3 separate regions of the Homo sapiens genome follow, and regions 1 and 3 are each linked to region 2. A link is a loop called in an ENCODE intact Hi-C map of the cell type or tissue named here. Cell type or tissue: CD14-positive monocyte. All regions are shown on one strand. Region 1 has its middle 28 kb from the start of BCL6. Region 2 has its middle 57 kb from the start of LINC01991. Region 3 overlaps LOC105374264 (a long non-coding RNA gene).

Region 1 (4,000 bases), 150 kb after region 2:
CCACAAGGTTGCCACCTGGGGAGACTACAGGGTTGGCTCATTTCTCTGTTCCACAAAACTTTCTATAGTTCCTGCTCCAAAGCACATTAGAGAAACCATCACACCCTGTACATACTCAACATATTATCATTGATAATAAAGAGTAAAGCACTCCACTAGGTGCTGGGAGACTTATTTTAGTTCTGGCTTCATCTCAAAAGAGCTCTGTGAACTTGGGCTAGCTGCCTACTTTTTCCAGGCCTCAATTTTCTAGTTTCGGGATAAGAAAATCAGATAAGATTTCTTCTGGGAAAATTTCAGTTCCAAAACTGTATTAGGAATTTAATTCTATGATTTTCTGACCTAGGGCATGGGTTCAAGACAAAAGAGAAGAGGAAAAACCTGTAAAAATGACTAAGGAGCTAGGACATAATAACTGTCCATCTCATTTCCAAGAATGTGATATTGACCTGGTTTTCACATGATCCCCTAGAAGCCAAAATCAAAGTAGACCAGATCTAGCTCCCTTCTCTGTGACCAAGGGAAGATTCCCATATAAGCCTTTATCATCAATACCTAAATCTATGATTTATAAATATTCCTCTAGTCCTGTCAATAGATGTGTACTGTGTGCGGCATATAATTTTGTCTATCCATTTTGCTGACCAAAGACTTACATATAAGTTGAGAGTGGGGGTATATTCTGTGGTCATAGATCCTATTTGCATCCATTGAGGTCAGTAGCCATGCCCATAGCCCCCAGATATCATTGGTAAGTGCTAATTTGCTGTGGTAAATTTCTTCCTATAATTGAACAAATAAATAAGTCCAAATTTAAACTCTTCAACTTCTAAATGTGATCAACCATGGTATGAGCCACCTTGGAAGGTGGAGAGTTCCTTGCCCTGAGATACCTAAGAAAAATCTGGATAGACACTTTGGTAGGGGCATTATATGTTGGAGATTCAGATATGGAGTAATCCAAAAATTTTATGATTCTTTGGTTCCATTTACTCTTACCAGGCCCACTCTGGGAATGTGAGTAATGAGTTTTATTTTTGGATATATTAAAAAACAACAAAAACAACAAGTTGTCCTACCCTTTTGGGGAAGAGAGAGAAGCCCGCTGTGCACATGGGCTAATTGAGTCTTTTAATACTAAAGACACTAATATTCCAGGATTCTGAGCCATGGGGTTCTGCATAATGCAATTTAATTAAATATAGATGGCAGCACTGGGGAAAAAAATGTGTAATAGAGGTAACTGACATGCCCAAACCTGGACCTGGCAAACAGGAGGGGCCAAGATCACCTTACTGGTATTTGCTGTGGTACCTGACAATTACCTGCTGGCTCTCTTCTCCTTGGGTCCTCTGCGAATCTGTGAACCCTGCTTATTTTGTGCTCAATTCAGTGCCCACGGCTCAACGGATTGTTCTATGACTAGTCCAGTCCTTCTCTTGGCATGCTGCCTACTCCATGTCAGAAGTTAAAAGGTTGCACTTCCTTAAAATGCAGTATTTTCCAACAGAACCTGCATCAATCAACCAATTAGTATAACTACGCATGCACTGCTCACGGCTCCATGCTGGCTAATGATCACTGGCTTTGTCTTATGCAAGGCTGGTCTTTCCTCGATCCAGCTAAGAAATAACCACTTGAAAGGAAGTGCATGGGGAGATTTCAAACACAACAGGAAGAACATCGTGTCAAATTGCCATAGTCGTACAAAAGGCAGCATTTGCAGCATCTGTCCATACCTGGTAAGAGTGATGGGTCTCAGTTTGAACGCTGGGGTGTGGAGGGTGACTCAGGAATAAAAGAATGGCCTGGTGAAGGAGTGACTGAAGAGGCTTTCTGCCCTAACTCTCACTTCTTGGGCTCCTTAGCAGGCTCTGTAACTACCTCATTTTCCTGATTTCTATGACTTACCCTGGGTCCGTGCTGATTTGCTGCCTGGATGAAGGAGTAGCACAGACCAACATCGGTAGGCGTGAGAGTTGGGTCTGTGCACATAAAGAAGGGTTCAGAATCTGTACAGGACTCACCCTGGCTTCCGGCAGAACCTAAGACGAGGGAGAGAGGCCCATCCCTGGTGTACCTGAAAGGCCAGGTCCGTGCTTGTTAATTAATGCAAGGCACAGTGCTAAGGCCTGGCTTGCCCCGCTGTTCTCTCTCAGGAGCCACAAATGGGTGATAATACCACTAGTTAGAGAGCAGGGCTCACGTCTCTGCTCCTGCCCGCTCCTGTCTGGGTTTGCTATGACCGTCTCTGTTGGAAGAAAACTATTTGGCTCTAAACTAAAGTAAGTCTTATTAACCATCATCCTTTCAAAGAACACGATTGTATTGTTCTCTTTCTACCCTCTCTCCTCTTGCTTTGTCTTTCTTTTGGTTGTTTCGTCTCTGGTACTTGTTTAAGTGGGGGATTTAAATGTTTGGCGTGGTCACTACAGAAGCCCAGACGTAAGATCTTTGAAGCGGTTGGTGAAAAAAGGGAAGTGATACTATTGGGTGAGGGGTGACATCAAAGAGAAGCCTATGTTCTGTTCCCTACGGCGTGGCTGGGATTTTTTACTCCAAGAAAAGAATTAAACAACAACGCTTTCCAGGAAAAGAGTGACTTTCCTTTTTTTGCCCCTCCCATCTTCTTTTCCTGATCCATTCAGACATACAAGCAATTTTGTTTTAAGGAGAAGCCTAATGCAATTGAGCACTAATACTATAATTATAATTAATGAAAATAATAATATTCGAATATCTTATACCCTTTCTGTTTATCTTTGAACAACACAGTAGTAGTTACAAATGACAAATATGAATATTATCCCAGTTTTTCATGGAGGAAACCAGGGCCAGAAAGTCAAATGCCTTGCCAGGGTCATACATCTGATATTTACCATCAAAATATAGTCTCCAGTTTTTCGACTTTAGGCTCAGCATGTTTTTATCTACACCTTGCTGCCTCTTCCCACATAATCTTTTAAGATTAAGTCTTCAGATTCCAGAGTTGGGGCCATGGAGTTACTAAAAGGCCTAAGAAAAATGGGGCTTTGAAAAGGTCATATTCTCATCCTTCTTACTCTGCACTGTGCTTGAGTATTAAAAGGCTGCTTTGAAAATTCACTGGCCCATGATTACTTGACTAATGCCAGTAATAAAATGCATATATCAAAACCACACACTTTTATTTGATTTTTCTCAGCCCATTACTTGTCTTAGCTGAGTGGCCAGCTATGTGTAAGCCTGAATGGTAGGAAGGTTTTCTGGAAGCAATGACCAGTTATGAAGTTTCTGTTGAGATCCAGGGAGCAACTTTAGGTAAGCATATTTTTGTTATCATTCAGAGGGACAAGAGATAGACCTTACATCCAGTTCATCAGTGCCAGAAGGGAGCTTTGCCAACAGGGTCTCCTCTTTGATCACCACCTGGATCTCCTCTGGAATCCTGGGAAGGAAAGTGATGGATGTTGATCAGAATGCTGCTGTGGGCAGGGTTTTGAAGAAAACTAACCAATTGAGTGTGTCTGGCTGTGGGAGAAATTTTCCAATTCCTGCAAATAAGGCCAAAATTATGGGACCATTTCTCTCCTCTTTCCTCCTCTTGATCATTATCAGCATCATAAAATCAACCATAGGTGTGACTCTAGAGAGATGGAAGTACGGCGAAGAAGGAACACTCAGCCAAGGGGCGTGGAGTCCTGGTTCTCTCCAGGCTCTTTGTGGTCTTGGACAACAATTTGACTTTGTGCTCTTTAATGTTCCCATTTATTAAATGATGAGTTGGACGATACTGCCTTTGACACTTCCAGGCCTGATATTCTCCAATTCCTATCTACCTTGTCTCTCTCCCATAATTAACTTTATAATTACAAGTGCCTATAATACATTATTTTGAGTTTTCTACAGAGAAAAAAAAAATGCAAGGCAGATTAAGAAGTAAATTAACAATAAGTATTAACAAATAATTTCTAGTTTGAATATTTGTCTTCTTTTATATTTATTTATTTATTTATTTGAG
Region 2 (4,000 bases):
CCGCCCCACAGAAGCTGTTCAACAGAGGCTCTGGAAGGGAGGCCAAAGGGGAAGAGTCAAGTTAAGAGTGGCTGCAGATTGGAGAAATCTCCCCTTTGGTTTTCCACACTCCTAAGAGTCTGAGAGTCTAGAATTCCTTTCTCTAAAGAGGAAAGATACTAGAAAAGCCAGGGGAGACAGAATGACAAGAGGCAGGATGCAAAAACCTTGGGCAGCCTCTCTTCTCTCCTCTCATAATCGGGAGAATGATGGGATTCTGCACTCAGGGAAATGAAAGGGCAATAAACTTCCAAGGCAATGAAAGGCGCTGTCTCTAGTCCTGTATTCAGGCAACATGTGGAAGTCCTTGCTTTCAGACAGATTGTGGGGATTTTTTTTAAACACAAAAGCTTCTGTGGCTGAAGTGATGTGATCCAGATTGTGCAGCTGGAATTGCTCAACTTCAGGTGGCCCTGGGTTGGAGGACTACACCGCATGACTTGGTGTGTGCGGCATTGGCACGGTGTGGCGTGGGGTTTGTGGTGCTGGAATGGTGCAAAATTTCTCTTGAAATGTGTGCTGCTGCTTTGAGAGACCAATGGGATCATTAGAGAATGTCCACTGTTTATTAAAATGAACTCCATGGAGTACTAATCTCATAAGATCCGTGTTCTAGGGCCAAGTAAAGAGGAATGTTGTGTATCCATATTTCCTCCCTGTAGATTTACATTCAAAGGCTCTGAGAAGGGCTGTAGCAAAGCAACCTGTTTCATTTGGAATAATCCTGCTTTTTTTTTTTTTTTTTTTTTTGAGACGGAGTCTCGCTCTGTCACCAGGCTGGAGTGCAGTGGCATGATCTTGGCTAACTGCAACCTCCGCTTCCCAGGTTCAAGCAATTCTCATGCCTCAGCCTCCCGAGTAGCTGGGACTATAGGTGTGCCCCACCACACCCAGCTAATTTTTTTGTATTTTTAGTAGAGACGGGGGTTTCACCATGTTGGCCAGGATGCTCTCGATTTCTTGACCTCGTGATCCACCTGCCTCTGCCTCCCAAAGTGCTGGGATTACAGGCATGACCCACCGCACCTGGCCAATCCTTCTTTTTAAAAACTTATTTGATGGTGGTGTCAATTTTTACCTAAAACTACTGTCATCCTGGGAACTGATGCTCCGTGGTGAACACTGTGGTAACACTTTTGGGCAATTCCAAGGATGACACATAGACTCACAAAATGTTAGAACTGAAAGCAACACAGAATTTAATGCCATTCCCCCACTTTTTGAATAAACTAAGCAGAGGCCTGCAAGGGTTATACCAAAGTAATGACCAACAACCATTAACTCTGACCTGCAAGAACTTGAAATTTTAAAATGTCAACAAATGACTGTGTAACATTAGGTCATGGATTATGATGTAATATTATATTATACATAAGGTTAGACAGCAGTTACAAGAATACTGGACTTAGAATCAATAAAGCTGGGGTCTAATCGGAGGCCTCTGGCTCTGTCACTGTCACTGCTTAGGTCCATCTTTCTACTTTTGTTAGTGTTGTGTGCCCCCATCTCTAAAATGGGAAGAATAATGCTTGTGTGGCTGATCTCAAAAGTTCCGGTAAGAATCAAGACAGAACGAATGTGAAAGTGGTTTATAAATTGCACTGTGATATGTAGGAATCTTCCTTCCTCCTAACATATTGATGTTACAGCAGCATCAGGAGGATGTGAGTATTTTCCATTGCTTTTCTCATTGTGAGGGTAGTTTGCATGAATCTGCCACAGACTCCATCTTTCAACCACTTTCACTGTTTAGTGAGGTGACTGGTTACCTCAGCGAGCCCTCAGCAAATCTAGTTACCCCCTTGAGTGGAATGCTGGATCTGTGATCTTACACACACCTGACTAGCAAGGGAAAGCAGAAAGTTATGAGCAAGGTGAAAGTCTCAGCAGATTTTTGGACATTTGACTTCTAGTACTCACAGACACCTATGAAAAAAACAAAGGCTTCCGAATTTTGTGTTGTTAGGACTCAAAAAGAAGAAGAAAAAGAAGAAGAATTCAATAACAGTCATCACCAAAAGACAGAAAGAGAGGAAGACAGAATGTCTGCATTGAGAAAATCTTGGTATCTTATCTCTGGGATGTTATTGATGATCTGAGTATAGTGCAAAATCTTAAGTGAAATGAATTGGTGGTTTCAGTTCCGGATATGGTATGCAAAGAAAAAAAAAATTTGCTCTTTGAAATTCAACGCTTCCTCGTCTGTGCTTCAGGAAGCCACACGCCTGATGTTGAGCGTGGAAACTGACTCATTTCTAGCCCTTTGAGATTAGCCTCTCTAGCCCCCAGACTGTGGGCAGGATCTGGGCCCTAATGGGAAACTAGAATTGGGTCTGTCCAAACCTGGAGGAGAATCAGACACAACCTCATCGGATGCACATCTCTTTTAGGGTACTCAGCCTCCCAGAAGTTTCTGTAGGCAGAGGACCTTCTATACAAACTATCTCCAAAGCTTTTCAACTTGTAATTGGCAGTAGGTAGGTTGCCTGAAGTGGCAAAAAGCAAAAATACAAATACAGTGCTTACCAAGCACTTATCTTCAGAGTCGTGTTAAAGTAAGCTGGCCAACTGCCCCCCACTCCTCCCTTGGTGGAACAACACGTCTCTGACACTTTCAATTTAAAGACTCACATGTGTTTTCTCACCAACAAGCCCTAGGGAGTAACGAAACTTTCTTCTCCTTGACTCTCCCAGCAATCTGTTGATTTGGTGTCAACAGGTATTACAGGTATCTGTGTGTCACTTAGGCATTACATTTATTTAGAAAAGAAAAGTATGTTAGAGACTGGATGTCTCCCCCTGCCCCATTAAACTGACACAGGGAACCCCAGGATGACAGGGAGTTCAGATCTTCTAGAAGTGACCACTCCAAGCTTCAAGCTTGACCCTTTAGACCTTAAATCAGTGGTTTCCAAACTTTTTGCATACCCTCCCAGTAAGAGAAATAAACACTTGAAATGGCTTTTTTGCTTAATTCTGATGGACACATTAAAAAAACAAAGCGTTTGTCTAGAGGTAGTGAGAAGAATGCTGATTTAAATGAGAAGACAATGAGAGGCAAAGTGATGTTGGGGGCGGGGTGGGGAGAACAACTCGAGACTTGGCCTAGGGTCAGAAGATCTGAGTTTACTAACTTAATCTCACTAAGCCTCACTTTCCTCATCTGTAAAGTGTGAATGCTAATTACAAAATGAGATCACATATGTGAAAGCGTTTGCCTTATAAATGGTAAGGGATATGCAAAGGTTCATAGCTATTACTATGTATAAGCTTTTAAATATTAATGATTAATTTGTGTTAGAAATGAAATTTCAGACTTCATCATAGAATAAGGTTTAATCTTTCCGATTTTCTTATCTGCAAAGTTTTTATAAAACATAGTTGTCCGCATTATTGATTTATTTGCATGCCACTTACTTTAAAAAAGGATTTGAAGTAACATATACTGTTAGTCACAGAAATTACAGGATCATTAAAACACAGATGAAAGATTAAGACCTTGTCATGAAAGGACAGCTCGAAGAAAAAAACACAGAATAAGAATAATTTTAATCAAGCATATGATGTGATTTTGAGCTTCCCAGCAGCTTAGACAAGAAAGGAACATGCATTGCATTTCACAGCCCTCTTCCTCTAGTAAAGGAAGAATAGCTATGGATCAAGGGGGACCCAGCCCTTTCTAGCCCTAAACTCCACAAGAAATGTATCATGTGCAACCTTATATAAGAAATATCAAAAATAAATTGGGTGGTATCTTCAAACCGAAATGTAGCAAAGATACTATTCAATCTGACCACTAGGCGAGATTTTCCTTTGTGAATCAGTGCTTGCCTTCCCAGAACTAAACAAACAGCAAGATGATTAATATAAGGAGCAGGCTGCCTTAAAAAAAAAAAAAAAAAAAAAAAAAAAAAAAAAAAAAAACGAAAACAAAAAAACAGAGAGAGAGAGAGAAAGAAAA
Region 3 (4,000 bases), 62 kb after region 2:
TCTCACTCCCACCCAGGCACAGGGCTTCCACACTACCCTAGTTTTACATCCCAGGAGCACTTGTTCAAGAGTTCTAAGCTCGTGCCGTGTCTGTCCCAAAACAGTGAGAGTGAGAGGGAGGAGAAATGAAGTCTAAGAAGCAACAGCTTTTATTTCATCCTTCTACAGCAGCCTGGATACCTTTTGCTTTAGGCTAAGACCTTTCCAGATACACATACTTGACAGTTAAAAAGAGTTTCTGTCTCCCCAGGGGTTCCTCATAGCTCTCTCTACCTCTCAGTGTTTTTCTCTATAGTTCCCTAGAGCTGCTAAGTCAGCTATTTCAGCATCTTCTTTGGAATTCCACTTGACTTTTCCTTCTTACAGGCTACATGCTGTCTTTCCCCATCTGCCTTCCTTTAAAACATAGGTATCCCTGGGATGGCAGCACGCTGAGTGCCGCTGTCAGCAGGTGCACTGGGTCAGCTCTCCTTATGAACTGGAAGAGGGATGAGTGCCTAGGGTAAATGGAAGGAGAACTGACCAGAAGTTAGGATGGGGCTTGTGTCTCATTCAGTCCCAGACTTGCTGGGTGGCTTTAGACAAGTCGCTTCACTTCCCTAAGCCTCAATATTCTCTTCTGAAAAGTCAAGTGAATAATAACACCCACCTCATTGGGCTGATGAAAGATTCAGATGAGAAATTGGATGTGAAAGGACTTTGAAACTGTAACATGAGGTGATTTTATTGATCATCTGGAGGCAGGGAAAGAAGCCTTGGGGTAGGTGAAAATTCACTTTGCCAACCTCAAAATTGCACTAAGTGTTGGCCCTGTTAAAAAAGCCTGATGCAACTGAACATTCCCTTAATATAGAGAATGACGAATCTGTATTTGTTGCCAGAGTTGTCACATTCTTCCAAGAGTGCAGACTTTTATGGGCCCCTGGAAGCTCCGCCGGGGTCTATTTCTGAGGATGGGAACATTGTGCTTCGTTGGCAGGCTTCTTAAACCAAGGCCTCTTGTGGTCATTGAAGAATCTGGGTCTGCCTTTTCAATGTTGGGGTCAAGGTATTAGATCCAGTCAGCCAATGTTCGCTGATTTGGATTCACAGCTTCTGCTAAACTTGGTGCATTTTGCTTCTTTGTTTGATGGGGGTCTTTTTCTAGTCTTGTTAGATGACTGAGAAGTGGGAAAATAGAATGGAGCTGGTCCAAATCAAAGACAAGTAGCAGAGGTGGAAATGAATAAGAATAATGTGTTCTCTGGGAATTTATACAAGGACAAGGCTAATGAGACTTTGTTTTCAATTACTTAAAATGTAGTTTGTCATTGAAAAGATGATGTAATGTCTTTAAAACAGAAAACAAGCCAGAATCCCACACCATATCCAACTATTTGTATTTTTGCACATTCTTATCTATTTCTTGTCTTTTCATCATGCATGCATAATGTATATTTCATTTTATGGCCTGAATTTTTTTCACTTAACATTACATAATAAGCATTTTCCTTTTAAAGTTTGCATTTTCATGACTAGCTAATATAATTTTTGATGCTGTTTTATAATTAATAATGCCATTCCCTTACTTGAGACCTTGGAGTTGTCTTTAACTTTTTGTTTATTTGCTTGCTTTTTTGCTATTGTAGTGTCATGAACATCTTTGTACATTTTGCTTTTTGCTGTTATTGAGTTATTACCTTTGCATAAATTCCAAAATTCCTAACAGTGACATGGCTGGGAAATTATGTCTAGGCATCTTTATGACTCTTGTATTCTATTTTCAAAAAACAAAAAAAAAACATCTTTCAAGCATTCACTGTTTGCTCAAAGATTTTTCTACTTTAATATGTAAGTGTTTCAAATTTGTTTTCTTTTGTACTTTACTGTTTAACAGCAAAGTTTAATGCTTTCCATGTGTTTTGGGTTTCTTTAAATCATATTATTAAAATTAAAAAATATTCTGCCATATGTTTTCAGAATTTTTTGAAAACACCCAAGAAAATATCCCAAAAAATATTTCCTAAGGAGTTCACATTTCCAAATTAATCAGCTATAAGTGCTTTGTGGCCACAAAGCAAACAGAAGTGTCAAGCTAATTTGTCTTTCATTTATCTCATTAAGTGACTCTCATGTGTAATTCAAGTCCTGTCAGCAGTGTTTTAAGGAATATTGAAAAAAGACAGGGACATTACCCCCCAAAAGTTTCCATTCCAGTAAAGTTATTATCATATGACTGACCAGCCTTCAAAAATTGCTCAGTGTTGTAAGAAAAGGACAGAATAAGAGCTATGGGATTCAGAGAATGGGGAGATTATTTCCAGCTTGAGTGACAGAATGTGAAGAGTCAGAGAAGGCTTATTGGAGGAAATTGTATCTGAGCTGAATGAATAGGATGTGAGGTAGGGCCTATCTTAGGGTAGCAGAGGGAAGTGAGCTGGTGAGAATCTTTTGCCCATCTTATGTGAGGGAGCTCTTGACATTTTAACTGTCTTCTAAATTGTAGCCACTCCTTTCCAGATTGGGAAATGGAGTGAGGCAGCGATGACCAATTCATGGTCACATGAAAGGGACAGTTCACATGAAAGGGACAGGTTTCCACATAATGCGGCTTAAAAAAAAAAAAAACTTGAAGAAAACAAAAAGGGGCCAGTTTCAACTGACTCCATATAGGTCTTTCAACTTTCCATTTTGAAAGACCTATAATTCGCAATGAAGTTTATTACCTTCCAATCCCTTCTATAACTTGGCAGACAAAGAAATCGAGGTATTATTTGTTGCCCTGGAATAGACACATAAGGCTACTTGCTACTGGATGCGAATAGTCCAGAACCCTGGCTGTTCTGTTCCTGCTGATTGATGGTTCAGGAGGCTGAAAGGATCAAGATCTGGGCACTCTTAGGACCCACTGGGCAAACACTACATGGAAAGTTCTGCAGGTAGGTAAAGATGATTAATAAAAACAGTTTCCAGACCTAATCAGCGTGATATATAATAAATGAATTGGGCATTGAGACTGGTAAAGAAAAAAAATTATTATGGCCCTTGATTGGTCCTACCGTCACCACGCTGTCTACCATAAGATAGAGAATTTTTAGTGTTACACAGAAAATAACATAATACAACTCTGAAATTTTGATCATTTGTGTGATCAGATAAGTTGTGTTTTGCATTATCATTCAAAGAGCAAAAGCCTTCACTAGCACTCTTTTTTCCACCTACAACAGAAGTTGTCTCAACAATAGCTTAGACATCGATTAGAATAATAGGTTTGAAGGTACCTTAGGCGCTTCTAATCCACTCTTTTTCCCAGTGAAAGAATCCTTTCCATAGTTTTTCTGATAAGCCACTGGCACCCACTAACAACCCAAGCCTGAAAAGCATCCAAAGACCGGATATTTACCTATGAAACATGTTATGGACCAGTTGATGATAATAATGTTTTGCACTTACCTGATGATGTCATTTCAGTAGGTTCAAAACAAGGGATCAAATAATACTCCCATGCCAAGCAGGCAGAAAGGTAGCAAATAGATTTCTTAGAATCCTCATTTCACAAATAGAGCAATTTAGTTTACGTATTTGCTGATTTATTTAACCCCTATCTCGTTTCAGAATTGTTTCAAGTAGACAGGGTACTTTGGTTTCTGGATTCAATAGCGGTTGAAAGGTTAGAAAACAGTTTAAAAGAAGGGAAGCTCTTTGCATAATAGAGAAAAATAGATTTGCATGAATATATTTTGTAAAAGTTGCACAATTGGGTGCAATGCTTCTGTAGAAAAATTCCTGAAAACATTCAGTGCACCACTGTACTTATTATATTAAAAATTCTAGCAGCTGTGCTTTTCTTCTAAATTAAGGAAATAAAGGAGTATCATGAGCTAATGCCACATCAAAGTGGCATGTTTCAACACTTCAACATCATGTGTTGCCAGAGTCAAGTTTTCCAGGAGCCCTGGCTCACCCCTCTGTTCCTGGAGGCAGATGTTGGAGTGGTCACTCCAGGGCAGCGGCAGTCAGA

The links. Hi-C counts contacts between places; a loop is a spot of excess contacts. Peaks named below come from ENCODE experiments on the same cell type or tissue, not always from the same donor. Only the 100,000 strongest peaks of a DNase experiment are listed, where the experiment ranks them.
Region 1: it touches region 2 in a loop (3-fold over the local background); 12 of 110 quality-filtered maps call a loop at or near these places.
Region 3: it touches region 2 in a loop (2.2-fold over the local background); 4 of 110 quality-filtered maps call a loop at or near these places.

What each region holds. Positions count from the first base shown.
Region 1 is chr3:187,771,889-187,775,888 of GRCh38, reverse strand. No RefSeq gene overlaps it. Among named protein-coding and RNA genes, the nearest start is that of BCL6, 28 kb to the right of the region's middle. In CD14-positive monocyte, no CTCF peak of the experiment used is centred here; DNase peaks (open chromatin) are centred at 1,538 and 2,478; H3K4me3 peaks cover 2,560 bases; H3K27ac peaks cover 2,542 bases.
Region 2 is chr3:187,917,493-187,921,492 of GRCh38, reverse strand. No RefSeq gene overlaps it. Among named protein-coding and RNA genes, the nearest start is that of LINC01991, 57 kb to the left of the region's middle. RefSeq lists an enhancer at 2,056-2,235. In CD14-positive monocyte, no CTCF peak of the experiment used is centred here; DNase peaks (open chromatin) are centred at 1,182, 1,652 and 2,272; H3K4me3 peaks cover 1,799 bases; H3K27ac peaks cover 2,924 bases.
Region 3 is chr3:187,855,210-187,859,209 of GRCh38, reverse strand. All of the region lies in intron 2 of LOC105374264 (a long non-coding RNA gene), which reads left to right. Among named protein-coding and RNA genes, the nearest start is that of BCL6, 110 kb to the right of the region's middle. In CD14-positive monocyte, no CTCF peak of the experiment used is centred here; a DNase peak (open chromatin) is centred at 2,489; H3K27ac peaks cover 439 bases.